Linked DNA regions of Mus musculus: all the other regions are linked to region 2. A link is a loop called in an ENCODE intact Hi-C map of the cell type or tissue named here. Cell type or tissue: heart. All regions are shown on one strand. Region 1 has its middle 74 kb from the start of Gc. Region 2 has its middle 14 kb from the start of Grsf1. Region 3 has its middle 27 kb from the start of Dck.

Region 1 (5,000 bases), 690 kb before region 2:
AGCTTCTGGGGTTTGGGGGTAGGGAGAACCTCTAGAAAGTCCCAGAGACCTGGAATGTGAGAGGCTCCTAGGTAGGACCCAATGTGCGTGACCTTAGTTGAAATGCCCAACAGTGGGGAGATAGAACCTGAAGAGATTACCTCCAAGTAGTTAGACAGAGTCCCTCAGTGGAGAGATGGGCTCACCAACCCACTTTCAAAAATTTTGACCCAGAATTGCTCCTGTCAAAAAGAATTGCAGGAACAGAAATGGAGCAGAGACTAAAGGAATGGTTGACCAGTGGCTGATCCAACTTGGGGTCCATCCCCATGGGCAGGCACCAAATCCTGACACTATTACTGATGCTATGTTGTGCTTGCAGACAGGAACCTAGCATGGCTGTCCTCTGAGAGACTCTACCAACAGCTGACTGACACAGATGCAGATATAGCCAATCATTGGATTGAGGTCAGAGACTCCTATGGAAGAATTAGAGGAAGAATTGAAGAAACTGAAGAGGATGGCAACTCCATAGGAAGACCAACAGTGTCAACTAACCTGGACCCCTGGGAGCTCCCAGGGACTAAGCCACCAGCTTAGAACATAGAGGGCTGGTCCAAGACCCCTGGCACATATGTGAAGTAGGTTTGGCCTAATGCTACTTGTGTTATAATGTTAATTTTGGTCCCCCAAACTGATTATAGGAGTGTCTGTATGTATAGCACTGAGAGACCTGGCCCCCAGTTGGCTCTGATCGGTAAATAAAGATGCCAGCAGTCAATGGCTGGGAGGGACAGACAGAGATGGATGGTGAGTGTGTATATCTTTCATTCTCGAGTCAAGATAACTCTTGGGTGGGTGAGTGGGTACATGCATGTGATCTGTCAGGAGCACAGGGTGGGTTAACTAACAACCAATACACATATGTAACTGAAGACTGCCTTGTCTGGCCTCAGAGGAAGAAGATGCACATGATACTCATCCTGTAGAAACTTGATGCCCCAGGGAAGGGGGATACCTGGGGTAGCGAGCACCTTCTCAAAGGTGAAGGGTAGGGGGATGGGGTGAAGAACACTGGGAAGGAGGGATTGGAGGGGGCAACGTTTGGGATGTAAAATAAATAAATAAATAAATAAATAAATAAAGGTATTAAATGTGACTAAAAGAAAGATCTACTATTATCCCCACATGTCTATATTTATAATATTACTCTTTAGAGTATTATAATTTTAATTGGGTATGCAATTAATATAAATTTGCAAATGTAGGAATAAAAAAAATCTGATTTTCAAACATGCTTCTTTGAATCTGGCCACAAAATTCATCTTGTACTCTGACTACAACAACACTATGTGTACTTGTATACTTTATATATTATGTGTATGCACTGTGTATATTTATATGCTGTATGTATTATGCACATGTACTACATGTGTTTGTACACTCTATGTATTAGGTTCCACTATATTCCGCTAACATTCTTCTCTTTCTTTGTGTATTTTTAAAATTCTGGTAGACCAGAAGTCTACCACCATCAAGCCTATTTTTAGGTGCTCAAGAAATAGAAACTTAATCTAGATTACTGTAGAAGATCACATATACGAATATATAAGCAGATCCAAGTGTAAATATATCCAGATATTGGCATACACATATGTTCATATTACACACAAGCCTTCTTCTTTCTACTAGTCTGAGAGCCAGCAGCCGAACAAAAATATGCATAATAGTGTCTATGTTAGTGGACATACAATACTTCGGGAGAGACTTTGCGCTTTGGATCCGTGAGTGGAAAGGGCCTCTTATTTCCTATTTGTGGACTATTGGGGAAAGAACTCTGAATCACAGTAGAGACTGTAGGTGGATTTTTTGTTTGTTTGTTTGTTTGTGTGCTGTGTGAGATGGAAGATGTCAACCAGTCTCACATGTCCTTATTTGTAAAGTGTTGGGAAACAACTACAGAGATTCCAGGAGAATTTATCGTCAATGATAACCACATTCACTGATAACACTAAACCATATGGGAAAGGGACACAGAGAAAAGAGACAGAGACAAATGTGGTCTGAAGACAGCTGGCTAGAAAATGTAAATTACTCAGTTGATCCACTAGATGGAAGCAAATTCTTGATAATGGAATGATTCCGCTGGTCAACATCTTGCAGGGATTCCTGAAACCTGCTCTCAGAAGGTGAACAGAGGGACTTCACCACGCTTGAGTCATGCTCATGGCTCTGCCATCAATCACTTACGTGATCGTTGGCAAGTAAACCTGCCAACATTTCTAATTACCCCCACATAAAATTGAGTGTCTTTGAAGAGTGTTAAGTATTGCTACCATAACAAGAACAAGGCTCATTTAAATAGTACTGTCCTTTCTGCCTCCCTGAGCCTTTCAAACAATCTGAAATTGACACAAAGAAAAATTTAATTTGTTATCTCCACCACTGAATGGCTGTTAAGATTCTTCTAGTTTCCTCAGGTATAAAATGGGAAAGTAACAGTGTCTATTTCTTAAAGTATAAAGTATCTATTTAAATAAGATACCACAAGGAAAGCTGCTATAAATATCCATTACTTTTGTTATTGGTGGTTTATTCTGTATGTGTGTCTGTATGTGTGTGTGTTTGTGTGTGTGCATGTGTGTGTGTGTAAGTGTGTGAGTATATGTGCGTGAGTGTGTGTGTGTGCTATGATTTTCCTTCATAGCATCTCGGCCCTTTCTTGTTATTAGCCTCATTCTAACTTTCGCATGGCATTGGCCTTTGTTTTGATATTTATGGTCAGAAACCAGTGGCTACTGACTGATTTTTTTTTTTTTAATGTTCAAAGAACACACAGCAAAGCCATGAACCCAGAAATATGTCATGGAATCCTTTCTAATATAGACTGCTACAAAAAGTTCAAGTATCAGACTTGTAAGTCTGAGAGCCTAGATCTAGGTCTTGACTTTAGCCAAAATCCTCACTGAAATCCCTTAACAGGGCCTTCTCTGGGCTGCTTGCTACACTCCTCAGCCTGTAGATTACCATCCTCAGCCTCTAGATTACCATCCTCAGCCTCTAGATTACCATCCTCAGCCTGTAGATTACCATCCTCAGCCTGTAGATTACCATCCTCAGCCTGTAGATTACCATCCTCAGCCTGTAGATGATTACCATCCTCAGCCTGTAGATGATTACCATCCTCAGCCTGTAGATTACCATCCTCAGCCTGTAGATGATTACCATCCTCAGCCTGTAGATGATTACCATCCTCAGCCTGTAGATGATTACCATCCTCAGCCTGTAGATTACCATCCTCAGCCTGTAGATGATTACCATCCTCAGCCTGTAGATGATTACCATCCTCAGCCTGTAGATGATACCCATCCTCAGCCTGTAGATGATTACCATCCTCAGCCTGTAGATTACCATCCTCAGCCTGTAGATGATTACCATCCTCAGCCTGTAGATTACCATCCTCAGCCTGTAGATGATTACCATCCTCAGCCTGTAGATTACCATCCTCAGCCTGTAGATTACCATCCTCAGCCTGTAGATTACCATCCTCAGCCTGTAGATTACCATCCTCAGCCTGTAGATGATTACCATCCTCAGCCTGTAGATTACCATCCTCAGCCTGTAGATGATTACCATCCTCAGCCTGTAGATTACCATCCTCAGCCTGTAGATTACCATCCTCAGCCTGTAGATGATTACCATCCTCAGCCTGTAGATTACCATCCTCAGCCTGTAGATTACCATCCTCAGCCTGTAGATTACCATCCTCAGCCTGTAGATTACCATCCTCAGCCTGTAGATTACCATCCTCAGCCTGTAGATGATTACCATCCTCAGCCTGTAGATTACCATCCTCAGCCTGTAGATGATTACCATCCTCAGCCTGTAGATTACCATCCTCAGCCTGTAGATGATTACCATCCTCAGCCTGTAGATTACCATCCTCAGCCTGTAGATTACCATCCTCAGCCTGTAGATTACCATCCTCAGCCTGTAGATTACCATCCTCAGCCTGTAGATGATTACCATCCTCAGCCTGTAGATTACCATCCTCAGCCTGTAGATGATTACCATCCTCAGCCTGTAGATTACCATCCTCAGCCTGTAGATTACCATCCTCAGCCTGTAGATTACCATCCTCAGCCTGTAGATGATTACCATCCTCAGCCTGTAGATTACCATCCTCAGCCTGTAGATTACCATCCTCAGCCTGTAGATTGCCACTAAGGAAGACTACAGTCTCTTAAAGACTTAAAGTGAGCTTCCACTCATGGCAAAAAAAAAATTAATAATAATAATCTACAAATACAAGTAAGCAAATGATACCTCATCTAGATTACATGTGTGCACGTGGCTGGTCCTTTAATTGGCCCTGTTAATACACTGATTAGTTATAAGAAAAAAATATCATTATATAGCTTGAAGAGTGTCCCCATGTCCTCTTATGGTGGTGGTTTATTTTTATTTAAATATTGTGTGTGTGCCTGCTACATGGTGCCCATACAGGCAAGAAAAAGGAGTCTGGTGCTAGCACAGGAATTACAGGCTTCAAGGTGGGTGCTGGGAAATGAACTTGGGCCCTCTGAGAGAGTAGCAAACACTCCTAAGCACTGTACTCTTCTCCAGCGTTTCGTGTACTGCTTTAGACAAGATATAAAATACAGAGGACCTCAGAGGAACCAGGACTTGGAAGTAAATACGATTCCTAGGGTCCGCCCTGATACTTTGTTCTTGAACGCTGCCACCGCCTTTTAAGGTACTTGATATGATAACCCAGCAGGATTAAAGAGAAGAACTGAGCAAACGCTGGCTATCACAGCTACCCTGACCGTTCCCTTACTCTCTCCACCAACCCCTTTTTAAAAAATCTATATTAGAACAAATCGTCCCATTCTCGTTTTCTGTTGTGATTCAGTGCTAAGCATACAACTTATTCAGCAGTGACACAGGTGCACAGAGATATCGTGTTCTGTGTAACAGGGTGAGCCCACATCAAGATATCAGTGCTCAGAGGGAGTGGT
Region 2 (5,000 bases):
ATGGTCCCTGAGTCTCAGGGGCGGGGTTGATAAACAGTGTCCTGTCTAATAAGATAAATTACAAAAAAAAATTATTGGTATGTGGTTTAATGTTATACGATGCTATTTTTTCCCCCACTTAGAGCCAGATTCTTCAATACTAAGATACCCGGGATGAGATGGATTCTATGTGAGCTAAACAGTCTTAGGTACAATCTCTGGATCTGCTACTTACTAGGTTAAATGTCAGATGTGGTTAGATTTTCTTATCATAAAGCCGAGACAATATCATCTGAGTTACAGTGTTGTGGTGGGAATTAAACGAGAATTAGAGTATTGGCAGAAATTCCATGTAGATCATAAAAAAATATTTTCTTTTATTTTCTGAAGACTCTGCAGTCTTTTCCCAATCTTGGCCCATGTTTGCACCTGCTTCCGTGATTATATAAACTCTCTTTGAGCAGCTGTGGCCAAACAGCCACAGTTGACCGGAGGATATCATAGGGAACAAAGGGCTACATTCAGTCCTGTCCAGGGTCCTCCCAGGAAGACCAGCCTTTGGCCTCAAGAGAGATACACATGATCCAGGGAAAACTTAGGCAAATAATAAGAAACGTTACAGGGGTATCCACTACTTCCTGATTGGATTTATGGCCAAAAACATAAGAGACACATACCTGGTACTGTGTGGTACTGTGAACCTGACCAAGACTTGGGGAGGGAAAGTTAGATTGTGGCCCTTGGGAGGTAAACCGTTCTTCCACAGATGGCCCCACAGCCACGAGTATATGGGCAGTGCAAATTGGGTCAAGTGAATTATTAAATCAGAGAGGAAAAAAATAAGTCACAAAATTAGGAGGCAGTGAGGAGGTGACTAGTGGGTCTTGGGGGAGTTGGGAAGAATGCTGGAGGATGAATATGATCTAAATGTATTTTATAATTTCTCAAGGAGTTAATAAGCAGGTTGTGTTTTAAAAAGAAAAAAAAAAGCTGCTGGAGAGGTGGCTCCGCTTTTAAGAGCACTTGCTGCTCTTCCAGAGGCCACACCCTCTAAAAGTGCCATTCCCTGGGCTGAGCATATACAAACCATCACCCCCTCCATTGACTTGTTCTTTCCTGGGCCCTGGCTGGGATGCAAAAGCAAACCAAGCTTGGACACAGAGACGAGAACTGTATGTTAAATATGGTGAAACCTTCTTACCAGTCCAGAACTGTGTATCTCTAGCCTATTCAGTGAAATGTCTCTCCTGTTTAAGTCAATGTATTTTTAAAGAGATCTTGTTACGACACGTTTACACTGTAAAATAATTAACACATACACAAAGTGTTAAGAGCGAATCCAAAGGATCAGGTGATTTTTCTCTGTCTTGTTTGCTTTTTCCAAGAGCTCTTGTTTACATATGAAGATCTATGATATCTGAGATCTTCCAGGTCAGAGTTCACACCTCGTCACAGAGGCTCACAGAAGCAGCCACCAGTCAAAGGGCATCCAGCCTAATTTCTGAAAAGTGCTCAAAACATTTCATTAATTTTGAAACTTGGACTGACCGCATGCATACGTCATCTTGGAGGGTCAGAGACGAGACTCCAGTTTCCCAAAGATCCCTGGTGCATTGATGGTTTGGTGGTGAGCATAGCTGCCTTCCAAAGATCCCCGGCAAAGAGAGAGAGCACCACCCAAAGAAAAATGTCTGCCCTGTTACTCATTCCTTCACTTTCCTCCTGCAGGCCAGTGTCTGGAAATTAAATCGAAAGTCACTATCTTTGAAGAAATAACAGAAAATCTGAGTACCTGCCACTGTGTCCCCAATGCCTGTTCCCACTCCCTTTTTCTTTGCTGTGTGGCTGCTGAGTGGCTATTTTTAAATTTCTGCTAGGGATTTAGTTTTGTCTAGACTTGAATGGAAGCTAGTGTCTGCGTTGCAGTAACATTGGTGTGCTTCACCAGGACAGTGAATGCTTTGTGCAAACTCTCTCAACTTCTCCAACTATGCCATTCCCTTTTTTCTTTCTTTCTGTCTTTCTCTCTTTCTTTTTTAGATTTATTTATTTTTTGTATATGAGTACACTGTAGCTGTCTTCACACACACCAGAAGAGGGTATCAGATCCCCTTACAGATAGTTGTGAGTCACCATGTGGTTGCTGGGAATTGAACTCAGGACCTCTGGAAGAGCAGCCAGTGCTCCTAACTGCTGACCCATCTCTCCAGCCCTATGCCATTCTCTTAAGAAGAAAAGCTAGGGGCTGGAGAGATGGCTTGGTATTTAAGAACAAGGACTAGGTGCTCTTCCAACGGACTGGGGTGTGATTTCCAGCTCCCATATGGTAACTCAAACTGTCTATAATTCCAGTTCCAGGATCCAACATCCTCACCCAGGCATACATGTAGGCAAAGCACCAATCCACATAAAAAATAAAATGAAAACATTTAAAAAGGAGAAAAGTTAAAGTGCTATTTCTTTCATGCATTTAAGTAGAAACAAATTTCATTTCACACCTCATACTAGATGTTGGCTCACATCGCACTAACTTTCTAGTCATCTTTGGGTTGACTTACTAAGATGTCTTGGAAAGCTAAACAGATACAGTTTTATAGGCTAGAGAGATGGCTCAGAGGTTAAGAGCTCTTCCAGAGGTCCTAAATTCAATTCCAAGCAACCACATTGTGGCTCATTACCATCTGTAAGGGGATCTGGTGCCCTCTTCTGGTTCATAGGCATACATGCAAGCAAAACACTGTATACATAATAAATAAATAAATAAATAAATAAATAAATAAATCTCTTTTTAAAAAGATCCAATTTTAGGTAGCAAATCCTGATTATACTCAACTAGGTTAGTTACCTAGGTTAGTTAGCAAAACCTGTGGGCTGGGGAGCTGGCTCAGTTGTCAGGAGAAACTATTACCCTTGCTCAGTACTTGAGTTCAGTTCCCAGCACCCGCCTCAAGTGGCTCACAACCACTTGCAACTCCAGTCCAGGAGATCCCATGCCCTTTTCTAGATTCCCTAGGAACCTGCACTCACACATGCACGGACACATACATGTACCCATAATTAAAAACAAAATAAAGCTTGGGCAGGTGCTGATGACATAGAGTCTTAGCTGTAACCAAACTTCAAAATCCCCACTTTCAAAGTCTCTTCTAAAACCCTAGGCAAAATCGAGCCCACAATACCCTGTGAAAACGGGAAACAAGCTACCTACCGCAGTCCACAATGGCACAGAGTAAACATGGGAACGTTCAAAGGGAGGAACAGAAGCTAAGCAGTAGAAGACTAGGCCACAGTGAGATCTAACCAGCAGGGCAAACACTGAATTCCGAAGTTCCATATCTTGCAGCAGAAGTGCGTGACGTCATCCTGTGTGTTTAATGGACCTGGTGCATGACGACGTCATCCCGTGTGCGGTTAATGGACTTGCCCCGCCCTTGCCTGCGGCTCTGCTGCCTGTAGTACTTAGATCCCCTCCTACTTGGTGTCTGGATCGTTTCTTGGCTCACGCTCTCTTCAGCACTCCCTTACAAGTTAGGCCTCACTTTGCAGTTTTACACAGAGGCTGACCAGGGAAAGAGTCCTTCAAGGGAATCTTTGACTCTGATACAGACAGACTTGCCTCTTCGGTTTTTCGTAAAAATCTTATTGAAAGCGTCAAAGATCCTGTCTCTTTCAAAACCACTACCTAGTAGATAAAGCCAGGTTCTGGGGCAGACCTGGGGTTGAGTTGGTAGCTCTGTAACTGTCTCCCAGTGCTGACATAGTTGAACCAGGATAATCTTTTTTCTTAGGTGGCAAGCATATCACTCCTGTGAGCTCTTTGTTTAGAGAAAGTTTTTGGTTTTGTTTTCAAATGAGTTTGTCTCTTTACAACTTCATGCCTTCAGTGCATGGGGTCTCATCTTCCAGGTTACCCTTTCCATTTGTGCTAAGGCTTTAAACTCCTTAAGGTCCTTTTATCAAGGGGGGCAGGTTGCTTGTTCCTCTGGGGCCATCTCCTGGGAGGTCGGGTGAACATGTTTGGTTTTAGGGACGCCCATGATGGAACAAGAAAGGATTTATCTGATGGTGGTTTCCTATTGGCCACGGATTTTTGCCATGAGCAATACTGTAGTTCCAGGTTTCAAACACATGGGCACCCACCATCTCATTGTCCCAGGAAAGGTCTGGACTTGAGACACATTACAAAGCGCATGCGTAAAATGAACCTCTGGAGGGTGGGACCCTCATGAGACAGTGCTGATGTAGGCGCTGACTCACTATTTTCTGTGAGCTGACTCACTATGTAGGCTGCTCACTATTTTCTGTGGGCTTTCCCAAGTTCTGTTCTGGGTGAGAACAAGTGAGCAAAGACCACGTCGAAGTAGTGAAGGGGTGGTATTTTCACACTCTTTAAAGCTAGGTTGCTGGGCTGGAGAGAGATGGCTCAGTGGTTAGAGCACTGGCTGCTCTTCCGGAGGTCCTGAGTTCAATTCCCTGCAACCACATGGTGGCTCACAACCATCTGTAATGAGACCTGATGCCCTCTTCTGTCATGCAGGCATACATGCAAATAGAGCACTCATATATGTAAGTGAATAAATCTTTTTTAAAAATCTAGATTGCTTGCCTTCCACTTTCAGTATTCTTTCCTGACATGGAGTTATGAAAGAGACCAAATATTCTACAAGATATACGGACTCAGAATTTGTCCAGTGGCGTCTTCATGAAGTCAGTCAGCTTGCTTTTCTACCTTCATGTGGTTCCCGTAAACCAGCAGTTCAGTATAAAGGCTTATAGACTGGGGGCCAGGGGGAAGGCTCAGCAGACAAAGGCACTTGTCCCCAAGCCTGGTGACCTGAGTTCAATCTCCAGGACAAGCACAGTGGAAGGAGAGAAGGAACTCCTGTAGATTGCTTTTTAATGTCGCACACAATAAACAAATGCAAAGATGATTAAACGGTTGCACTGGTTCAGGATACACAGTCTGCCCAGAATACCACTGATGCTGTAAAATACCTTGTGTAAAGTAGGAAGCAGACTAT
Region 3 (5,000 bases), 100 kb before region 2:
TCCATGTATTTGATCATAAAAGGCCATAAAAACGCATGCAATATTTGAACCTGTAGATGGAAGGTGTCTGCATCTTTCTCTGAATGTATTTCCCTTGATAATAAATGGAAATCAAATTAAGACAGAGATTCCTAGTTCCGTCGTCACTCCCTACTAAGACAGAAAGGTAGATAGACATACACCATGTCTTTCCTGCTGCAGATGTCTACTACCCTAAATAAAAACGCTTATGGTTATACTTACAGTCCGGACCCTTCAGACGGTCTGTAGTGATGTCCTTTCAGCAATGATGTCTGGAAAAATCAAAGAAGTCCACCTTCCCTCCTTTTCAGCTCCTAATATCTTCTGAAGGATGCAGGCTCAAGAGTTGCCAAATGAGAAGGGGGAAGGCAGCCAAATAGGGACTCCTAGCCAATCTCAAAACAGCAGGTCATGGCCAACAGACCATCTCTCTGCTGTTCTCTCTCTCTCTCTCTCTCTCTCTCTCTCTCTCTCTCTTCCTCCCTTGTCTTAAGAGTTAGGAACAGTTCTTTTTCAAAGTTGATGTAACACAAAGATCTTTGTATTTCTTCTGTATGAAGTGATCAGTAGGGAAAACTTACAGCAAGGAAAATGCAAAAGTCATGGCAGTTATTTCTTCTAGCTTATTTTGTTTATTGGTGTCTGTCTGTCTGTCTGTCTGTCTGCGACTCACAAGCATGTGGAGGTGAGAGAACAATTTCAGTAGTCAGTTCTCTTCCTCCGCCTTTACGTGGATTCTGGGCATCCATCTTGAGTCACATCCATACTCCAGGCTCACTGGCCCATCGGCTTCCAGGCAAGCCTCAGGTCTGCCTTCCATCTCTCTGTCAGAGTACCAAGATGCGCATTTGGCTTTTTACAAGAACTCGGACACTGAGCGTGGGCTGTCGGGCTGAGCCTCCCTCCTTTATGGCTGAGCTAGTGCGGAGGCCCTACTGCTGATCGATTCACTCTGCTTCTCATCTGTTAGGAAGAGCAAAGCAAGCGTGAGTTGGGAATCACGCGCTGTCTTTACATTTGATTTCTCTTTCTTGGAGCTTCCTGAATAATAATTATTAGCATTTCTATGTATCATAACAAGCAAAGGCCTTTCAAGGCTTTTACACTATTGGCTCTTTAAAACAAGCCTGTACCTTGGAAAAGTTCTACTGCCACAACTTGCCAAGTAAGAATACTGAAGCTCACAGAAGTCAAAGCTTGCCCAAGGCACAGCCAACTAAGAGAGAGTTGTCCTCCAAGTCTACATCTCTCTCTCCCTCTCTCTCTCTCTCTCTCTCTATATATATATATATATATATATGTATGTATGTATGTATATATATATATATATATATATATATATATATATATATCCTAAAGATGTCAAAATAAAACAGTTTTTCAGATTTAACATTTATGTGGTGCCCTACCCATGCAGTTGTGCTATCCCCATGGCTCCTCCTCCTAGCGCCTCCTTGTCTGCCTCACTTTCTTCTTACCTCATTTTTTCCTACAGGGATCATTTTAAATTGATTTCTTGATTCTCGTTGAGCTTGCTCTATTTTGAACTTTTCTTAACTTCAAGATAGAAAGGGGGAAAAGACACATCAAAAGGTTCACGTTCCCTTTAGTTCCTACTGCATGAAGGTTTACCCAGGTGCCTGTCCTCTGTGTTGTTCCTTTGATCACTCCAGGAATAGTGGATTCATTACCCTAATCATAATAGTCGCTTACCCAAATAAGAGAAGAGTAATAGTTTCTTTTACAAAAATAGAGCATACATGGGGATGGTTAGATGGCTCAGTGGGTAAGAGCACCCGACTCCTCTTCCGAAGGTCTGGAGTTCAAATCCCAGCAACCACATGGTGGCTCACAACCATCTGTAACGAGATCTGACTCCTTCTTCTGGAGTGTCTGAAGACAGCTACAGTGTACTTACATATAATAAATAAATCTTTTTTAAAAAATAGAGCATACACACACACACATAGGTATTGGGAGTTACTTTTATTTGAATCTATCTTCTAAAAAGGAACACAAAAACCTTTATCTGCCTTGCTTTAAAATAACAGGTAACAGAGTCAGACATGTTAGTGCATGAGGATCCTAGCAGCACCCAGAAAGCCAATGCAGCCAATTCCAGGCCACCATGGCCTACCCTGAGCCCCCACCCGTGTTAGACAGACTTTGATCAGCATGATAAACTAACGAAAAAACTCGGAATTTTCCTTTGGCCTGCATGTTCAGCCAATTGGCTGGGAGTGAGGGTATGGTAGACGCAGACTTTCATCCCGGAAGCCAGGAGCTAAGAGAATTCTTCATTAGTAGGCTTCCTTTTTATTCCATTCAGGACTCTAGCAAACTAGATGAGGCTGCCAACATCCAAGATAGAGCTTTCTCCCCTTAAATAACCATCTCAGGAGGGGTTGGGGAAATGGCTCAACAGTTAAGAACATTTAGCTCTCAACAGCAGTAAGCCGGGAGTTCAAGTGTCTTTAACTCCAGCTCCGGTGATCTGATGCCCTCTTCTGGCCACCCCAGGCAACTGCATGCTCATAACAAACCACAAACGTGAAAGCTTACATGCTTTTTAAAATAATGTTTATAGGACTGAGCTTGGGGGGTGGGGGTGGGGGTCCCAATGGAGGAGTTGGAGAAGAGACTGAAGGAGCTGAGGGGGTTACAGCTCCATGGAGGGAGCAACAGTGTCAACAGGTCAGACCCCCACCCCGGAGCTCCTGGGGACTGGACCACCAAACAAAGAATACACATGGAGCAACCCATGGTGCTGGCCACATATGTGGCAGAGGATGGCCTTGTTGGACATCAGTGGGAGGAGAGTCCCTCGGGCTGAGGGTCTTCAATGCCCCAGTGTAGGGGAATGCCAGGGCAAGAGGATGGGAGTGGGTGGATGGGGGAGCACCCTCATAGAGGCAGGGGAAGGTGAAAGGGATAGGGGGGTTCCAAAGGGGATACCTGGAAAGGGGAAAACAATTGAAATGTAAATAAAGCAAATATCCAGGGGGAAAAAACCTCTTACACAGGATTGGCAGATTTAAAGATGTATTATGCAAAGGATGTTAAGTGCTTGGCACAGGGTTAGAGCTCCGAGCATGTTAACTGTGGGGACTTGGGGTAGAAGTGGAGGGTAACAAATCCTTTCTCACAGGGATTTCTAGGCTGACGTCAGTTAAACCCTGACATGAAGTTGATAAAATAAAACAAACAAAACGTTTTAGTGAAAGCAAACGTTCATTTAGGCTACAGTTCCAGAGGGCTAGAATCCAGAATGCCAAGGAGGAAGCACAGCGTCAGGAATGTCTGAGAGCTCACATTTCAGATGGCAAGCAGTAGGTAGAGAGCTTCTTTTGAAGCCTCAAGCTTGCGGCCAGTGACACATCTGCTTTCTGGGGAGAACTGTGATGTAATTCTGGGTGCCGGTTCTTGTTTTCTCTACTTCTGAGGTCTTACCCAGAAACTCTACCCGTGCCGATATCCTGAAGTGTTTTCCTTGTCTTATTTTGCTTCCAATACGGCTTTGCTTAGGTTTCTTTGGCTATTTGAAGTCTTCTGTGAATTTGTGAATTCTGTGAAGTCTCACATGAATTTGGGCTGTTTTCTCCAATTATTCAGTTATTCTTGGTATTAAAAGTCACTGTGAGAGGATGTGCCTAGCCCTGCAGTGACTAAGGTGGGGGAATATCCAGGGGAGCCTCCCCTTCTCAGGGGAGTACGGGTAGAAGCTGTGTGAGGGAGGCACTGGGAGGCTGATACTGGGATGTAAAGTGAATAAATTAATGAATGAGTGAAAAGCTTAAAAAAAAAAAAAGGGTCACCCACTGTTACACTGGAGCCTAAATCTCCTTTTTATGTCTATCAATGTTTTTTTTTTTAACTAGGTACTAGTCCAACACTTGGCATATAAATTTACATATATGTGTGTGTGTGTGTATCAAAGATTTATTTATTTTATATATGTGAGTACAGTGTCTATGTCTTCAGACACACCAGAAGAGGGCATTATCTAATTAGTGGGTGGCTTTCCTGAGGGTGACACCCAAAGTAGTTGTCCTCTGGCTGTCACCCAAACACAAGCATACACTTGAATACACACACACACACACACACCATGTTGGGAATGAGCAAAACTCATTTCCTATTAATCCCATCTACATCCCCATGTAAGACAGTTTCTTAATGGTAAGACTATGAAGCTGAAAATGCTTCCCAGTTTTCTCTAATTCTTATGACCTATAAACAATCCATCGACACTTACCGTTTTAGCAAAAAGGTTTACATTCACAAAGGAAGAACTCTAATTTTTTTACAATATTAAGATACAAAGATTTATATTCAACACTATTCAAATAATAAAAGTAAATTATGAACTAATATCCCTTAATAATTTTAAAATTCATCCAAAGGGAGAGTAGTTGCTAATATGTTTCTCCTTTATCAGCCCCAGCATATAGGAGAAGCTTAATACATACTTGTTAATGAGGAAATCGAATGGGGAATGAATTACTTAAGACATCTTCCCAAATATCTCACCCTCCGTAACAATCCTGCTCTTCAGATGTAAGCAGACAATAGCTTAGCTCGCTGCACACTTAGGAGGGGAGGGAGGAACAGCATCCACACTGCATCCACTTAAAAGCACAGGAGGGGTCTTGCTGCAGCTCCGCTTTACTCAGGCTTCTGTCCTGAGGCAGGGGCTCACAATACAGCTCAGGCTGACTTTGAACTCACGATCCATTCAAAGTGACTGGATTACACCCAGCTCATTCCTTTTTACTACTGCACAGAATCACTCATTTTCCATGTTTCCAACAGTCAGCATGTTAAATAAGAGGAAATAAAGATGCTGATAATAATGCTTACTTTGCATGTTCATCTTGCTCCTTTTCTGACAGGGTCTCGAGACATAACCCTAGTCGGTCTGGAACTATCTAGATCATTAGCCTCAAGTTTTTATCGGCCAGTCTTCCACTGCCTCCCAA

Evidence for each region. Hi-C counts contacts between places; a loop is a spot of excess contacts. Peaks named below come from ENCODE experiments on the same cell type or tissue, not always from the same donor. Only the 100,000 strongest peaks of a DNase experiment are listed, where the experiment ranks them.
Region 1: it touches region 2 in a loop (7-fold over the local background); 15 of 42 quality-filtered maps call a loop at or near these places.
Region 3: a loop joins it to region 2, with 3 times the contacts of the local background. A loop is called at or near these places in 2 of 42 quality-filtered maps.

The regions. Positions count from the first base shown.
Region 1 is chr5:89,381,564-89,386,563 of GRCm38, reverse strand. No RefSeq gene overlaps it. Among named protein-coding and RNA genes, the nearest start is that of Gc, 74 kb to the left of the region's middle. In heart, a CTCF peak has its summit at 2,083 (motif pointing right); no DNase peak of the experiment used is centred here.
Region 2 is chr5:88,687,390-88,692,389 of GRCm38, reverse strand. No RefSeq gene overlaps it. Among named protein-coding and RNA genes, the nearest start is that of Grsf1, 14 kb to the right of the region's middle. In heart, a CTCF peak has its summit at 2,679 (motif pointing left); no DNase peak of the experiment used is centred here.
Region 3 is chr5:88,789,239-88,794,238 of GRCm38, reverse strand. It overlaps a transcript of Slc4a4 not described here. Among named protein-coding and RNA genes, the nearest start is that of Dck, 27 kb to the right of the region's middle. In heart, a CTCF peak has its summit at 2,524 (motif pointing left); no DNase peak of the experiment used is centred here.